2 separate regions of the Homo sapiens genome follow, and region 1 is linked to region 2. A link is a loop called in an ENCODE intact Hi-C map of the cell type or tissue named here. Cell type or tissue: CD14-positive monocyte. All regions are shown on one strand. Each heading gives the region's core, and the rest is flanking DNA. Links, peaks and the distances in the headings are about the cores only. Region 1 overlaps DR1 (down-regulator of transcription 1). Region 2 has its middle 25 kb from the start of FNBP1L.

Region 1 (8,962 bases), core at 644-8,643, 50 kb before region 2:
TAAGTGAGGAAACTAAGATTCCAAGAAATTAAGTACTGTTGGCCCTCTGTGTCTGGGGGTTCCACATCTATAGATCGACCAACCATGGACTGATGGATTGAAAACATTTGGGGAAAAAACAAAAAATAACCCAACAATGAAATAGTATAAATTTTAAAAATAATATAACAATATTTATATATCATTTACATTATGTTAGATATTATAATCTAGAGATGATTAGCATCCTTGGATTTTGGATTTTGGTATCCTTGGGGTATCCTGGAACCAATCCCTGGCGGATACCAAGGGATGACTGTAATATAATAACATCTAACAAGTGAAGGATTTGAACCCCAATGTAAGTAATTATGAAAACTATTTTTCTTCCACTAGAACTTTTTTCCCCAAAAATACTCTGGAAATACTGGAACAAATACTAAAATAAATGACCTTTATTTGAAGATCTTTTAAAAAAATTATAAGCCTGCCTGAGGATAGCAAAATTGTGTGCTTTTGCAAGGTAATTGTAGAACTCATTCTAAGGAAGCAGAGGTAATGTCTGTTACTATTTTCAGCTCCCTTTTTCTGTCCACTGTTGTCTAAATGATTCACTCAGTGTTATGCAGAATATGAGAAGTTATTTTATAAAGTTGATTTGTGGTATAGGCTTTACATATGTCTTTTCTTTTGGTCAAAATACTAAAGAAAGCTTATAGAAAAAGTGACCTGGTGTCAGGTTTTAGTTTCATCCTTATCCAAATGTTGCAGAATTTTGGAATCTTTTGGAGTACACTTTCTCTTTAAAACAAGCCCATCACCTTTAGTATAGTGGTGAGTAAAAATAAAATAAAAACAAGGCCAAATTGCGTTTTTCTAAATTGCAAGTTCCCTGTTTTCCATATCCCAGTAACAAACCTACTGTTGTGCAAATAGGAAATAACATCTAGTAGCTACTTTAGCAATGGACGTGGCAAAATAAATAAATTAGTAGCTATGGCTCATTATTTAGGATTTAAATGAGCCATAACTACTATAAATGAAATTGAAGATCATGTTCTTAATTTGAAATTAAGGATCATGATCTCATTGGTACTGATGAGTCAGCAGCTATCAATATATAAGGATAACCCTTATATTTTAGGAATTATTTTAGGAGAAAGAACTATTTTAGGAATTATTTTACACAGAATTCTAATCATGCTGCCTTGGAGGTTAGGCAACTACCATTCCTCACTTTGTAGCTTTATTGATTCTCTTCTGAAGCTTGCAGTAGCCTCCTAACTTGCCTTGCTGCCAGTCCTTCCTTGTCCCAGTCTATCCTTCACATTGCCACCAGTGTTATTTTTCTGAAATACGAAAGCGAATATGAGGCTTCTCTGCTCCTTGGTGATAATAGTATAAAGTCCAAACTCTTAAGTATTACATAAAAAGTATGTTTCACAGCACACCTCAACTTTGTTTTCTATAATCTCTTAATCGTAATGAAATCTGGGCTAAATAATGCTATCACTTTAACTACCTTTGTGCATGCTTCCTCCCAACTCTGGAGTAACCTTTTCCCATCTTTACCTGGCAAACTTCAAACCATACCTCATGACCCAGCTTAAATTTTAGCTCCTATATGAAGTTTTCTCTGATACTTTTATGTGTAATCACCCTTTCTTTGATTATGTGTGGTAGATATTTCTATTTTTGAATTCTTCCTAGCATATTATAATTTATTTGTTGACAAATCTATTTCTGTTATAGTGGGAGCTTCTAGAGGACAGGGACCATTTAATTATCCTCTCAGTATCCTAGCAACTGACACAGTAAAGGTTTTTGCACTTGAAATTACAAGTAATCTACTTGTAGTTAGCCCTCAGTTCACCTGATACTCTATACCATTTGTTCCTAGAAAACTATACAATACATGATAGGAACTTGGTAAATATTTAATGGTAATAATGGAAAAGAAGAAAAAATTGCATTTCATATGCTGTGTTTAAGAAGAAAGGTCTACACCAGGCATGGTGGCTTACATATGTAATCCTAGTGCTTTGGAAGGCTGAGGCAGGGGGATCACTTCAGCCCAGGAGTTTGAGGCTGCAGTGAGCTATGATTGTATCATACTCTAACCTAGACAACAGAGTGAGACCCTGTCTCTAAAAAAAAGAAAAGAAAGGTGCATGAATAAACCATTTAAGAAAAACTCAGGAATACAGTATTTCAATATTGAAAAGGTTGAAATTATCAGAAGAAATTTATTTTTTTGGCATAGCATTCTCTGGTTCTAGAAATACAAGATAACAAAATGTTTTCCACATGGTTAGCTAGCGAAACAGAAGCACCTTAAGATATTTCAAGCAGGCCAGGCGCGGTGGCTCACACCTGTAATCCCAGCACTTTGGGAGGCTGAGGCAGGCGGATCATCTGAAGTCAGGAGTTCGAGACCATCCTGGCTAACATGGTGAAACCCCGTTTCTACTAAAAATACAAAAATTGACCAGGCTTGGTGGCGGGTGCTGTAATCCCAGCTACTCAGGAGGCTGAGGCAAGAGAATCACTTGAACCTAGGAGACGGAGGTTGCGGTGAGCCGAGATCATGCCATTGCACCCCAGCTTGGGCAACAAGAGCAAAAACTCCGTCTCAAAAAAAAAAAAGATACTTCAAGCAAAAAGTGATTTAATATAGGGATTAGGTAATGAAATTACAAGAAGAACTGGAGGAGCAAAAAAGGCAAGGCAGGCACGATTGCCCAGATATGAGAAACTGTGAGAACTCCTTTGATCATCTGTAACTTTCAGTCATGCCAGAGCCTTATTTTTTTCCTTTTTTTTTTTGAGACAGGGTCTCACTCTGTTACTTAGGCTGAAGTGCAGTGGCTTGATCATAGCTCACTCCGGTCTCTTCTTCCCCAGTAGCTGGGACTACAGGTGTGCGCCACCATGCCTGGCTAATTTTTTTTAGGAGAGATAGGCTCTCACTATGTTGCCCAGGCTGGTCTCAAACCCCTGGGCTCAAGTGATCCTCCCATCTTGGCCTCCCAAATTGTTGGGATTATAGGCATGACCCACTGCACCCAGACAGGGCCTTTTCACTGCATAAGAAATCACCTTGGCCAGGCATAGTGGCTTACACCTATAATCCCAGCACTTTGGAGGGCCAAGGCAGGTGGATTGCTTGAGCCCAGGAGTTCGAGACCAGCCTGGGCAACATGGCGAAATCCCATCTCTACAAAAAATACAAAAAGTAGTCGGCATTGTGGCATGTGCCTGTAGTGCCAGCTACTTGGGAGGCTGAGATGGGAGAATCGCTTGAGCCCAGGAGTTTGAGGCTGCAGTGAGCTGAGATCATGCCACTGCACTCCATCCTGGGTGACAGAGCAAGACCCTGTCTCAAAAAAAAACAAAAAACAAACAAAAAACCCTCAAAATTTAGCAGCTTAAAACAACAATCATTATCTCTTACAATTCTGATAATTGAATGAGCTCAGCTGAGCAGTTCTTCATATGCTATATTATTTAATTAATCTGAGGGATTAATTAAAAGGTCCAAGATGGCTAACTTGTATGACCATTAGCTGGTACTATCAGGTGGGATCTCAGCTGGGGTGGCCAGTTGCAGCGCCCTGATTCTCCTCCATGTGGCTTGAGCTTTCTTTAGCTTAGTGGGATTCTAAGAATGAACATCTCAAGAGTGTTACCAGGGGGAAGGAAGTAGAAACTGCTAGTCCTCCTAAGTGCTGGGCTCAGAAGTCCCAAAACAGCTCCTCCATCACATTCTATTGGTCAGAGCAATTGCAGGGCCAGTCCAGATTCAAGGGGAGAAGATATAAGCATATAGAATGGGGATAAATGTTGGAAACCATCTTTGGAGACTAGCTACCACACCTGTCTGCACAGGTTCTTCCCTGCTTTGAAATGCTCTTTTCCTGTCAAACCTTTGTTCATACTGCAAGATGCAGCTTATAATTCAGTACCCATGTAGAGCTTTTTCTGTCATCTCCAGATTATAGTCAGTAGTCTTTTCCTCTGTATAATCTGTGCCTGTTGTATATATTTCTATTTTTATGTCCATCATTCCTTATCATTTATTTGCTTAGATATTTTTCTGTCAGAGTGTCCAGGGAAAAGTAAGCATGTTGTCACCAACTCTTTGTCTCTAGTAACTGCAACAGTGAAGGTATTTGCTATTGAACTTGTAAGTATCTGCTTCTGGTCAGTACTAATTTCACCTAGAGTACCATACCATCTGTCCGTAGAGCTTCAACCTGAGACCATTTAAAACACAAAAGATAGTGAATATTCAGTGGGGATAATGGAAAAGGAGAAAAAAATTGTATTTCAAATACTCTGTTTAGGAAGAAAGGACCATATGTGAAACATTTAATTAAAAATTTCAGGAAAATTGGTATTTTAGTCTTGAAAGGTTTAAACTTACCTGGAAAAATAATTTTTCCAGCATAGCACATTTTCTGATTCTAGGAATGCCAGATAAAATGTTATGCCATACAATTGATAAGAAAAATGGAAGTCACGGCCGGGCACGGTGGCTCACGCCTGTAATCCCAGCACTTTGGGAGGCCGAGGCGGGCGGATCACGAGGTCAGGAGATCAAGACCATCCTGGCTAACACGGTGAAACCCCGTCTCTACTAAAAATACAAAAAATTAGCCGGGCGTAGTGGCGGGCGCCTGTAGTCCCAGCTACTTGGGAGGCTGAGGCAGGAGAATGGCGTGAACCCCGGAGGCGGAGCTTACAGTGAGCTGAGATCGTGCCACTGCACTCCAGCCTGGGCGACAGAGCGAGACTCTGTCTCAAAAAAAAAAAAAAAAAAAAAAAAGAAAAATGGAAGTCACCTGCAATATTTTAAGTAAGGAGGGATTTAATAGACAAAACTAAATGATGAAATTGTTAGAAGGGCTGGTGGAGCAAAAAGAGGTGGTGTTGCCCAGAAATGAGGAAGTATAGTAAGCTACTTCTTCCTCTGGAGCCAGTAGTCAACCCATACTACACGATGACTTTAACAGAGTTGTGCTCCTCTGTCCCCCATGCAGCCAGTGCTGCCACCATAAGATCCAATGTCCAGCTGCTATCCAGGTTCTACAGGAGCCTACTCTTATGACAGTTGGGTACCATAGTCTGCTGGTACCACCACTACCTGAGCCAGAAGATTGTTTCCATGTCGTTCAGCTTTTTAATCTCTTGCAAATGCCTACAGTTGACAGAACCCTAACAGGGACGCTGTGAGGCGGAGCAAGATGGCTGAATAGAAGCCTTCCCCAATCATCCTCCCCACAGGAACACCAAATTGAACAACTATCCACACAAAAATAGCACCTTCATAAGAACCAAAAATCAGGTCAGTGATCACAACACCTGGCTTTACCTTTTTATTACTGAAAGGCACTTAAGAGGGTAGGAAAGACACAGGATTCCCTTCTGTCCCATGATGTGTCTAGAAATGTCATCTGGGAGCTAGGTCCTGGAATGGTGGCCTCAGGACTCCTCATGGTGTCCTGTCCTACTGTGGCTGACCAAGCAAAGTTCTCTTTATTCTTTCGTCTCCTCTCAAGCAGAAGGAAGGAGTCTCCCAGAGCTGTGCTGCCTTGGGTTAGGGGAGGGGTGGTGCAAGTATTCCCTTGGCTGCTCAGCTGGCATCTCACTGGGTTGCATGCCCCTGAAGTTCACTGACTCCAAGCCCAGTACAGCATGAGCACTTGCCCAAGAATTGCAGCCCTTGTGGCCTAGACTGAACTGCCAGCCACTCTATTGCCTGTCAGCACCATGTGGCATGGAGAGAGAATCTGTGTGCTGGAGAGGGGAGAGCACAGTTATTATGGGACTTTGCATTGAATGAGTTGCACAGTCATGTCACAGCAGAAAGCAACACTGGGCAGAATTCAGCCAGTGCCCACAGAGGGAGCATTTACACAAACCCCAGTCCGAAGGGAATTGCCCACCGCAGAGGTTGGAACCTGTGTTCTGGCAAGCCTTGCCACTGCAAAGGTTCTAAATAAACTTGAAAGGCAGCTTAGGCCACAAGGACTGCAGTTCCTAGGCGACTCCTCATGCTGTACTGGCCTTGGAGCCAGTAGACTTGGGGGTATGCAACCCAGCGAGACACCAGCTGGGCAGCAAAGGGAATGCTTGCACCATCCCTCCCCCAACCCAAGGCAGTGCAGCTCTAGGAGAGGCTTCTTCTGCTTGAGAGGAGAGGAAAGAATAAAGAGGAGTTGGCCTTGCAACCTGGATACCACCTCAGCCACATTGCAACCTGGATACCACCTTATGCCTCAGGACATAAGGCAGATTCCTGAGGTCCCCATTTTAAGCCCTAACTCCCAGATGACATTTCTAGACACACCGTGGACCAGAAAGGAACCCTCTGCCTTGAAGGGAAAGGCCTTTCTGGCAGGATTCATCACCTGCTGACTAAGGAGCCCTTGGGCTGTGAAAAATAAGCAGCGGGTACCCAGGCAATGTTCACCATAGGCCTCGAATGAGACTCAGAGACATACTGACCTTAGATGTTAGCCAGCACATTCTCAGCTGTGGTAGCTACAGGGAAGAATTCCTGCTTGAGAAAAGGAAGTGGGAGTGTAAAGAGGACTTTGCCTTGCAGCTTTAGGTACCAGCTTGGCCATAGTGGGGTAGAGCACCAAGTGGGCTCTTGGGGTCCCCGATTCCAGGCTCTGGCTTGTGGAAGGCATTTCTGGACCTGCCCTGGATGAGAGGGGAGTCCACTGCCCTGAAGGGAGAGTCCCAGGCCTGGCAACATTCACCACAAGTTGATTGAAGAGCCCTTGGGCCTTGAATGAACATTAGAGGTAGACAGGCGGTACTTACTGTGGGCCTGGGGCAGTGGTGGCCATGGAAAGAGACTCCTCTGCTTGTAGAAAGAGGAGGGAAGAGTGAGAAGGACTTTGTCTTATGGCTTGGAGGCCAGTTCAGCTGCAGTAGCATAGAACACCAGGTAGATTCCTAAGGTTTCAAAATCCAGGCTTGGTTCTCAGGTGGCATCTCTGAACCTGCCCAGGACTTGGGGTGGGGGGTGGGGAGAGAACTTGCTTCCCTAAAGGGAAGGACGCAAGCTTGACTTTGCCATCTGCTGATGGTGGAGCCCTAGGGCCTTGAGCAAACATAGGTGGTAGCTAGGCAGTGTTTATCATGGGCCTTGGGCGAGGACCAGTGCTGTGCTGGCTGCAGGTCTGACCCAGCACAGTCCCAGTGGTGCTTGTGTCACAGGGGTGCTTGTGTCACCCCTCCCCCAGCTCCACGCAGCTCAGCATAAAGAGAGACTACATTGGTTTGGGAGAAACTAAGGGAAGAGAACAAGAGTCTTTGCCTGGTAATCCAGATAATTCTTCTGGAACTTATCTAAGACCACCACGTTACTGGGCTTGGAGTGCCCCTTAATGCAAATATGGCTGCAGTGACCAAAGACTTAGATCACAACACCCAAGTTCCTTCAAATACCTAGAAAGCCTTCTCAAGAAGAAAGTCTCAAAGCTAGGGCCTAAAATAGGGGTACAAACAAGTCAAAACTGTGAAGACTACAATAAACTCTTCAATGGCCAGACACTGACAAACAACCACAAGCATCAAGACCCTCCAAGAAAACATGCCCTCACCAAACAAACTAAATAAAGTACAAGTGACCAATCATAGAGAGATAGAGATAATGTGATCTTTCAGACAGATAATTCAAAATAGCTGTTTTGAGGAAACTCAACAAAATTTAAGATAACACAGAGAAACAATTCAGAATTCTATCACATAAACTGAACAAAGAGGTTGAAATAAAAAGAAGCAAGCAGAAATTCTGGAGTTGAAAAATGTGATTGATATATTGAAGAATGTATCAGCCTTAACTGCGGAATTTATCAAGCAAAAGAATTAGTAAGCTTGAAGACAAGCTATGCACAGAGGAGACAAAAGGAAACAATAAGAAAGAATGAAGCACACCTGCAAGATATAGATTTGCCCTCAAAAGGACAAATTTAAGAATTATTGGCTCTTGACTACCTCAAGACATTTAAAAATGAAACTCCCAATGATCAGAGATAAAGTAAGAAACATAAAAGCAGCAAGAGAAAAGAAACAAATATTAATAACACAGCACAGCTCCAGTATGTCTCCAGCAGACTTTTTAGTGGAAACCTAACAGCTCAGGAGAGAGTGGCATGACATATTTAAAGTGCTGAAGGAAAAAAAACTTTTAGCCTAGAATAGTATATCCAGTGAAAATATCCTTCAAATGCGAAGGGAAGAAAAGACATTCCTGGCCGGCGTGGTGGCTCATGCCTGTAATCACAGGATTTTGGGAGGCCGAAGCAGGCAGATTACCTGAGGTCAGGAGTTCAAGACCAGCCTGGCCAAGATGGCAAAACCCCGTCTCCACTAAAAATACAAAAATTAGCTGGGCATGGTGGTGCATGCCTGTAGTCCCAGCTACTCAGGAGGCTGAGGCAGGAGAATTGCTTGAACCCTGGAGGTGGAGGCTGCAGTGAGCCGAGATCATGCCATCTGAAGGTACAAAACTCACTGGTAATAGTACTACACAGAAAAACAAAGGATATAATAACACTGTAAACTGTGGTGTGTAAACTACCCATATGTTAAGTAGAAAGACAAAAAGATGAACCAGTAAAAAAAAGTAATAACTTTTCAAGACATAGTACAATAAGATAAATAGAAACAATAAAAAGTTAAGAAGTTGGGGACAGAGTTAAAGTTATTAGTTTTCTCTTTGTTTATGGAATCAATGTTAATTTGTCATCAGTTTAAAATAATGGGTTGTCAGACATTATTTGCAAGCCTCATGGTAAACTCAGATTTTAAAATATGGAAAAGATACACAAAAAATGAAATTGAAACAACCACCAAAGAAAATCACCTTCACTAAAAGGAAGACAGGAAGGAAGAAAAGAAGGAAGACCAGAAAACAAATAACAAAATGGTAGGACTATGGCCTTACTTATCAATAATAATATTG
Region 2 (8,962 bases), core at 584-8,583:
GACTCCGTCTCGAAAAAAAAAAAAAAGTCTTCTTCTTCTTTGTCTTTAAAGTTATTCCATAGATATAACAAAAAGATCTGCTTCAAAAGCTTCAGAAACAGAAATGTTTTGACTACATGTTTGCTTTATATATTCCAGTTCCCCCTTTCCATTAGATGTGTATTTTAATAGGTAGATAATAAAGATGAGTAATCTTCTGGCATTTTCATGCTCAGGTTTCCATTCTGATTTTATGCATTTACCTTTTCTTTGTTACCTTAGAATCTTTCCTTATATCAGGTCCCTCAGGTTTTTACTCCAAGTTAGCCAGCCTTAGAGGGAGAGTTTTTACATTTATTCTGTCTCTACCTGACTGGAATTGTGGGCTTGGATTAAGACAAAAGAGAAAAAGAAAGAATTGGCAGGGACTTTTGCTTCAGGCCATGATGAGGTAACAGACTGGATTCGCATTTTCATCTTTATTCTTTATTTTTAAGAAAACAACTTTATTGAGGTTTTTTTTTTACTGATCATGAAGTTTCTCCTTTTCAGGTGTATAATTCAGTGATTTTTGGTAGCTTTTCCAAGCGGTGTAACCATTACCCTGTCAGTTTTAGCACACTTTTATGCTCCCAGTAAGATCTCTTGTGCCCATTTCCTGTTAATCTGTTTCTATCCCACTGGGCGACACTACTGTATCTTCTCTCTCTATGGATTTGCCTATTTTGGACATTTTATTTAAATGGAATCATACACAATATGTGGTCTCTTGTTTCTGGTTTCTTTCATGCAGCACAATGTTTTTGAGATTCATTGTGACATACCATGTGTCAGTAGTTTGCTCCTTTTTATTGTTGAAGAGTATTTCATTGTATGGATAGACCATGACACTGTTCACTTCTGCTCCTCTTTCATTGGCTAGAACACAAGTCACATGGCCAAAACCAACTGCAAAGGAAGCTGATAAATGGAGTCTATGTGCCCACAAGAATGGAGCCTATTGTGCTAAGTACAAATATCACGAATGTGGTTGTGTGTAGAAACTGCAGAGTCTGTGCTGGGCACAGTGGCTCCTGCCTGTAATCTCAGCACTTTGGGAGGGCGATGCAGGCAGATCACTTGAGGTCAGGAGCTTGAGACCAGCCTGACCAACATGGTGAAATCCTGTCTCTACTAAAAATTCAAAAAATTAGCCAGGCATGGTGACATGCACCTGTAGTCCCAGCTACTCGGGATGCTGAGGCAGGAGAATCACTTGAACCCCAGAGGCAGAGGTTGCAGTGAGCTGAGATTGTGCCACTGCACTCTAGCCTGGACAGCAGAGCAAGACTTTTGTCTCAAAAAAAAAAAAAAAAGAAAGAAAGAAAAGAAAAAGAGGCCAGGCAAAATGGCTCACGCCTGTAATCCCAGCACTTTGGGAGGCCGAGGTGGGTGAATCATGAGGTCAGGGGTTCAAGACCAGCCTAGCCAACATGGTGAAACCCTGTCTCTACTAAAAATACAAAAAATTAACTAGGCGTAGTGGTGGGCACCCGTAATCCCAGCTACTCAGGAGGCTGAGGCAGGGAGGTGGAGGTGAACCTGGGAGGTGGAGGTGAACCTGGGAGGTGGAGGTTGCAGTAAGCTGAGATTGTGCCATTGCACTCCAGCCTGGGCAACAGAGTGAGACTCCATCTCAAAAAAAAAAAAAAAAAAAAAGAAAAGAAAAAGAAACTGCAGAGTCTGTGTTTTTGAGTTGCCTTGATGAGCAATGGAGCACACTCACATTTTAAACAAATCAAAAACTGAATAAAATATATAGAAAGGAGGTATATTATTTTTCTATTGCAGTTGTAACAATTTACCACAAACTTAGTGCCTTAAAACAAGTTTGCGGTATAACAACAGCAACATATATATAATATATGTTTTATTATATGTTTTTAAATATGTTTTTATTATATTTTTAAATATATATGTTTTAAAAATATATTTTAAAAACATATTTTTAATATATGTTTTAATATATTTTTAATACGTTTTATATTATATATAATTATATAATATAAAATATATATATTATATAAAAATATATTACATAAAACACAAATGTATTATATTACAGTTCTGAAGAGTCCAAAATGGATCTCACTGGGCTAAGATCAAGGTGTCAGCAGGGCTGCATTCCTCCTGGAAGACCTAGGGGAGAATTTGTTTCCTTGTTTTTTCTACATTCTAGAGGCTGGGAAATTGGCTTATGTATTCATTATTTTTTGGCTTTCATCAATCTTCAAAGCCAGCAACACATCATTCTGACCTGTGCTCCGTCATCACATCTCCTTCTCTCACTCTAATTCCCCTGCTTCCCCTTTTCGCCTATAAGGACCCCTTATCAATACAGTAAGCCTACTTGAATAATCCAGGATAACCTCCCAATCTCAAGATCCTTAATTTGATTACACAGGCAAAGTCCCTTTTGCCACTTAATATATTCACAGGTTCTGCGAATTGGGACATAAACATTTTGTGGTTGGGAGGATGTCATTATTCTATCTACCACATAAGGATTTCAGACATTGGACAACAGGCGGGATGAAGGGGAACAAATGAGGTGAGCCTCATTTAGCTCAGTAGCTTCAGTTACTGACAGAGGAGAGTTTCCAGGCCATACCACAGGAAGGGAGGACTCAAACAGATCTTGATGGTCTCCTTGAATAGAGGAAACAGATCTTGATGGTCTCCTTGAATAGAGGAAACAGAGTTGAGAATTCACACAGGGCAAGGTAGCTAGATTTCACTTGGCAGAGTACTGGTGAGGAGAGAGCTTCATGGAAAAGAGAGAACTAAATAGAGAAAGAGAGCTTCGGATATTTGCCAAGTTGTCCTTGAGTCTTTTCTTTTTTTTTTTTTTTTTTGGTAGAGACGGGGTTCTCCCTATATTGCCCAGGCTGGTCTGGGACTCCTGGTCTCAAGCAATCCTCCCACCTCGGTCTCCCAAAATGCTGAGATCACAAGCATAAGCCACCGTGCCCAGCCCTTCTTGAGTCTTTTTTTTTTCTTGGTTTTTTTTTTTTTGAGACGGAGTCTTGCTCTGTCACCCAGGCCAGAGTGCAGTGGCGTGATTTGGCTCATTGCGGGCTCCGCCTCCCGGGTTCACGCTATTCTCGTGCCTCAGCCTCCTGAGTAGCTGGGACTATAGGCACCCGCCACCATGCCCAGCTAATTTTTTTGTATTTTTGTAGAGACGGAGTTTCACTGTGTTAGCCAGGATGGTCTCTATCTCCTGACCTCGTGATCCGCCTGCCTCCCAAACTCACCAAAGTGTATGTAGAAAGAAATTATTTAGGGCTGCTGAGAGAATCACCAGAGATGAGCAGGAAGAACAATCCCTGGAACAATCCCTGGAGATCACACAGGAGTCCACCCGCCAGAGTGAAAAAAAATTGGTAATACATGGGACATGAGGTGGAATACACACAGGGTATTGCTTCAGTAATGAGGCAAAATGAGCTGTAAACTAAAAGCTACTCTTGTCCCACGAACAAAGCTTGAGGGAAAGCCTCAGAAGGAACAAACTATTTTCAAGTAACTTAACTGAACAAAGCTCAAGAATATCAAAAGGAATATAAATTATGTAGCATCAAATGGCATAAAACTCCAATGTCAAGCATCCAGTGAAAAATTATTAGGGATACAAGGAAACAGAAAAATATGACTTATAACAGGAGAAAAATTACTTGAAAGAAATAGACACTAGAATGGCATAGATTATCATCTGTTATTATCAATGTTTCTATCATCAAATTAGTAGACAGTATAAATTATTATAACTATAACTGTTATATAACTTATGTGTTCAAGAAGGCAGAGGAAAGCATAAGCATGTTAAAGAAAAACATAGAAGATATAGAGAAATTTAAATCAAACTAATATAGATGAGAAATACAGGCTCTGAGATTTTTTTTTTTTTCGAGACAGAGTCTCGCCCTGTCGCCCAGTCTGGAGTGCAGTGGTGCGATCTCAGCTCACTGTAAGCTCTGCCTCCCGGATTCATGCCATTCTCCTGTGTCAGCCTCCCTAGTAGCTGGGACTACAGGCGCCCAACACCACGCCCGGCTAATTTTTTTTTGTATTTTTAGTAGAGACGGTGTTTCACCGTGTTTCCCAGGATGGTCTTGATCTCCTGACCTCGTGACCCTCCCGCCTCAGCCTCCCAAAGTGCGGGGATTACAGGCCTGAGCCACTGCACCTGGCCGAGATTTTTTAAAGTACACTGGGTGGGATTAATAGTAGATTAGACAGTGGAAGAAAATATAATATGTAGCAATAGGAATTACCCAAAATGACACACAGAAAGAAAAAAAGTTGAACTTTGGGACAAATTCAAGTGGCCTAATGTGTGTATAACTGAAATCCCTGAAAAGGAGGGCTAGGACAACAAAAAAAATTGAGAAGAACAAAGATTTAAAAATCCAGCATATTTCTTGTTGAAAATAATGCAAACCAAAAGATGGTGGAACATTGTTGGCAAAACACTGAAAAAAATCAAACTAACGTTCTATACTGGGTAAAAATATCTTTCAAAAAAAGGCAAAATAAAGGCTTTATTGAATATATAAAAACTCCCCCTTTTACTTTGCTCTCCATCCTTTTCGCCATGTAAGGATGCAACATTCAAGACACTATTTTGGAAGCAGAGATCTGGGCTCTCATCAGACACCAAACCTGCCAGCTCCTTGTTGTTGAACTTCTCAGCCTCCAGGACTGTGAGAATAAATTTCTGTTGTTTATAAATTATATATATATATGGAGAGAGAGAGAGAGAGAGAGAAAATTTAATGCCAGCAGAATTGCACTACAATGCTAAAAGGGTTGGGTGCCATCGCTCACACCTGTAATCCCAGCACTTTGGGAGGCCGAGGTGGGTGGATCACTTGAGGCCAGGTGTTCAAGACCAGCTTGGCCAACATGGTGAAACCCAATCTCTACTAAAAAATACAAAAAATTAGCTGGGTGTATTGGCAGGTACCTGTAATTCCAGCTACTCAAGAGGCTTAAGCACGAGAATTACTTGAACCCAGGACGCAGAGGCCGCAGTGAGCCAAGATTGTGCCATTGCACTCCAGCATGGGTTACAGCGTGAGACTCTGTCTTAAAAAAAAATGAAAGAAGAGGCTGGGCGCGGTGGCTCACGCCTGTAATCCCAGCACTTTGGGAGGCCGAGGCAGGTGGATCACGAGGTCAGGAGATCAAGACCATCCTGGTGAAACCCCGTCTCTACTAAAAATACAAACAAATTAGCCAGGCGTGGTGGCGGGCACCTGTAGTCCCAGCTACTCAGGAGGCTGAGGCAGGAGAATGGCGTGAACCCGGGAGGCGGAGCTTGCAGTGAGCCAAGACCGCACCACTGCACTACAGCCTGGGTAACAGAGCGAGACCCCGTCAAAAAAAAAAAAAAAAAAAGAAAAGAAAAAGAAAAGAAAAGAAAATTAAAGAAAAGAAAGAAATCTGCCAAGCAGAAGGGAAGTGATACCACATGAAAACCTGGAACTACACAAAGGAATGAAGAGAGCACTGGAAATGGTGAAAATGTGGGCAAAGATAAAATACTCTTCTTGCTAATTTAAAAAATTTCTTTAAAAGATAATTGAAGCCATGTGTGGTGACATGTTCTAGTAGTACCAGCTACTTCAGAGGCTGAAGCAGGAGGATCATTTGAGTTCAGGTGTTCAAGACCAGCCTGAGCGCCAAAGCGAGACCTTTATCTCTTAAGAAAAAAAAAAATTGGCTGGCCAGTCACAAAAGACCACATATGATAGGGATTCATTTACCTTAAATGGCCAGAATAGGCAAATCTATAGACACAGATTAGTGATTGCCTAGGGGTTGGAGGATTGGGGGAAAATGGAGAGTGACTGCTAATGGGTTAGGGGTTTCTTTTTGGGATGATGAAATTCTCTAAAATGATGGTTGCACAAGTCTGTGAATATGCTAAAAACTGTTGAATTGTGCACCTTAGGTGAGTGAATTGTATAGCTTGTTAATTATCTCTCTCTCTCTTTTTTTTTTTTTGAGATAAGGTCTCACCTTATCACTCAGGCTGGAGTGCGGTAGTGTGATAATGGCTCATTGAAGCCTTGCAGCCTCAACTTCCTTGGCTCAGGTGATTCTCCCACCTCAGTCTCCTAAGTAGCTGGGACTACAGGCATGCATCACCATGCCTAGCTAATTTTTTGTATTTTCTGTAGAGATGGGCTTTCGCCATGTTGCCCAGGCTGGTCTTGATCTCCTGAGCTCAAGCAATCCACCCACCTTGGGCTCCCAAAGTGCTGGGACTACAGGCATGCGCCACCATGCCTGGTATTGTTAATTATATCTCAATAAAATTCTTTAAAAAGATAACTAGGTATTTAAGGCAAGATTAATAACAATGAGCCAGTCATGGTGGCTCACACTTATAATCCCAGCACTTTGGGAGGCTAACGTGGGAAGATCACTAGAGCTCAGAAGTTCATGACTAGCCTGGGCACCATAACAAGACCCCAACTTTACAAAATAATTTAAAAATTAGCTGAGTGTGGTGGTAAGTTCTTGAGGTCCCAGCTACCTGGGAGGCTGATGTGGGAGGATTGCTTGAGCCCCTCAGGAGGTTGAGGCTACAAGTGAGCTGTGATTGCACCACTGCACTCCGGCCTGGCAACAGAGAGAGACCCCATATCAAAAAAACTTAATAACAATGCATTGTGATGCTTATAACATCTGAAGGAGTAAAATGCATGAAAATAGCACAAAGGCAGGGGAGGGAAAACAGATGTATATTGTTGTAAGGTTATTATACCATACATGAAGTATCATAATTCTTGAAGGCAGATTATGATAAATTAAAGATTTATACTACACATCAAGGAAATGCAAGTTAAAACTACAATGAGGTATTGCTTCACACCCACTAGGATGGCTATAATCCAAAACAAAAATAAGAACAAGTGTTAGTGAAGATATGGAGAAATTAGAACTCTAATGCACTGCTGTGGGAATGTAAAATGATGCAGCTGCTTTGAAAAACAGTCTGGAAGTTCTTAAATGGTTAACATAGACTTACCATATGACCCAGTAATTCCATGTCCAGGTATGTACAGAGAAATACAAACATAAGTCTACACAGAAACATATATCTAATATTGATAGCATCATTATTGATAATGGTCCAAAAGTGAACACAACCCAACTATCCATCAACAGATGATAATGAATAGATAAATAAAATATGTTATATCCATATAATGGAATATTATTTGTGAATAAAAAGGAATAAAGTACTGATATATTTTACAACATGGATGAACCTTGAAAACACAATACTAATTGAAAAAAAAAAGTCACAAATGACCAGATATTGCATGATTTCATTTATACACAATATCCAGAATAGGCAAATCTAATGGTTGCCTATGGCTGAGGAGAATGGATAAATGGAGGGGAAGGTTGCTTAGGTATAGGGGATCTCTTTTTGGGAATAATGAGAATGTTCTAAAATTGATCATGATGATACTTGCCAAATTCTGTCATACTAAAGCCATTAAATTATATATTTTAAGTGGATGAAGTGTATGATATGTGAATTATATCTCAAAAAAAGTTGTTTTACCAGCCTGGGCAATATAGTGATGATAACAGTGGCAGCCTCTCTGGAGCAGCTGCTCCCATCACGCCAGCTGCAGCAGGGAGGCACAGCTAGGCTGCACATTCCATGGAGCCAGCAGGAGCCAGGAACAGGTGGGAGCCCCTCCCCTTCTGAGTTGGTGGGGCAGGAGCTCCCTGGGTACAACTGCAGCTGCCCAAGTTGTGGTTGTGGACCTGGGTCTCCTACTCCATGGAACAGGCAGGAGCCCTACCCCACAACACCATAGCTGCAGCTGCCCAAACCATGGCTGTGGACTCAGACATCCTTACACTCTTCAGGGCCTCAGAAGGCCCCACACCACCGTTGCAGACTCAGAAATGCCTGCTCCCACTGACTGGCTTCTCCCTGCTATTGGTGCTCACTCTGACCTTGCTGCAAAGTCAGGGCTGAGCCCAGGTGCTGTCACAGCATGGCCAGGTGTGCACACACTCGGAACAGTGCTGACACACAAGCTCCCTGCTGCCTGGGCCCCCTCCAGACTTTGGGCATTGATGAGCATAGGAGGGAAGCCAATGGGGACTGAGGGCATCTTGGTGCTGGCCTGCAGGCACCCCTAGGCACTTACAGCCTGGGCACCACAAATGGCCACAGGAAGCAGATAGGTTCCTGGGTGGAAGGGGGTGAGTTCCTGGTGAGGCCTCACCTTCAGGCCAGGGAAGGCCTGAAGGCTGGTGACCGGGCTACCAGTTCCACAGACCAGAGTGCGAACTTCTGGGGCCTTTTCCGGACCCATGGCCACCCATGGACCAATCAGTGCTTAATTCCTCCCCTCTGAGGCCCATAAAAGCTCTGGGCTCAGCCAGAGCTGAGTAGACTTCAGGATGACCAGCTGCAGAGAGGAGCTACCCACTCCAGGGCCTCTTCTCTGCTGAGAGCAGCAGATGTTGGGACGACCAGCTGCAGAGAGGAGCTACCCACTCCATGGCCTCCTCTCTGCTGAAAGCTACAGATACATTGGGATAACCAGCTGCAGAAAGGAACAACCTACTCCAGGGCCTCCTCTCTGCTGAAAGCAGCAGATATGATAAGACAATCTACCTGCAGAGGAGGCTCCCCCTCCAAGGCCTCCTCTCTGCTAGGAGCGAAACACTCATCAGGATACCCTAGCTGTGTAAAGGAGCTACCTACTGTGGGCCTCCTCTAAGCTGTTCTATCCCTCAATAAAGCTCCCTCTCATCTTGCTCACCCTCCACTTGTCTGCATACTTCATTCTTCCTGGTAGCAGGACAGAACTCAGGGCCTGTCAAATGGTGGGGCTAAAAGAGCTGTAACACAAACAGGGCTGAAACATGCCCCTTGCTTGCCACATTGCAGGTGAAG

What was found. Peaks named below come from ENCODE experiments on the same cell type or tissue, not always from the same donor. Only the 100,000 strongest peaks of a DNase experiment are listed, where the experiment ranks them.
Region 1: it touches region 2 in a loop (6-fold over the local background); 2 of 110 quality-filtered maps call a loop at or near these places.

The regions. Positions count from the first base shown.
Region 1 is chr1:93,368,849-93,377,810 of GRCh38, forward strand. DR1 (down-regulator of transcription 1) reads left to right here. Exons shown (of 3, transcript NM_001938.3): 3 at 1-645. Among named protein-coding and RNA genes, the nearest start is that of DR1, 27 kb to the left of the region's middle. In CD14-positive monocyte, for the core only: no CTCF peak of the experiment used is centred there; no DNase peak of the experiment used is centred there; H3K27ac peaks cover 354 bases.
Region 2 is chr1:93,418,622-93,427,583 of GRCh38, forward strand. No RefSeq gene overlaps it. Among named protein-coding and RNA genes, the nearest start is that of FNBP1L, 25 kb to the right of the region's middle. In CD14-positive monocyte, for the core only: no CTCF peak of the experiment used is centred there; no DNase peak of the experiment used is centred there.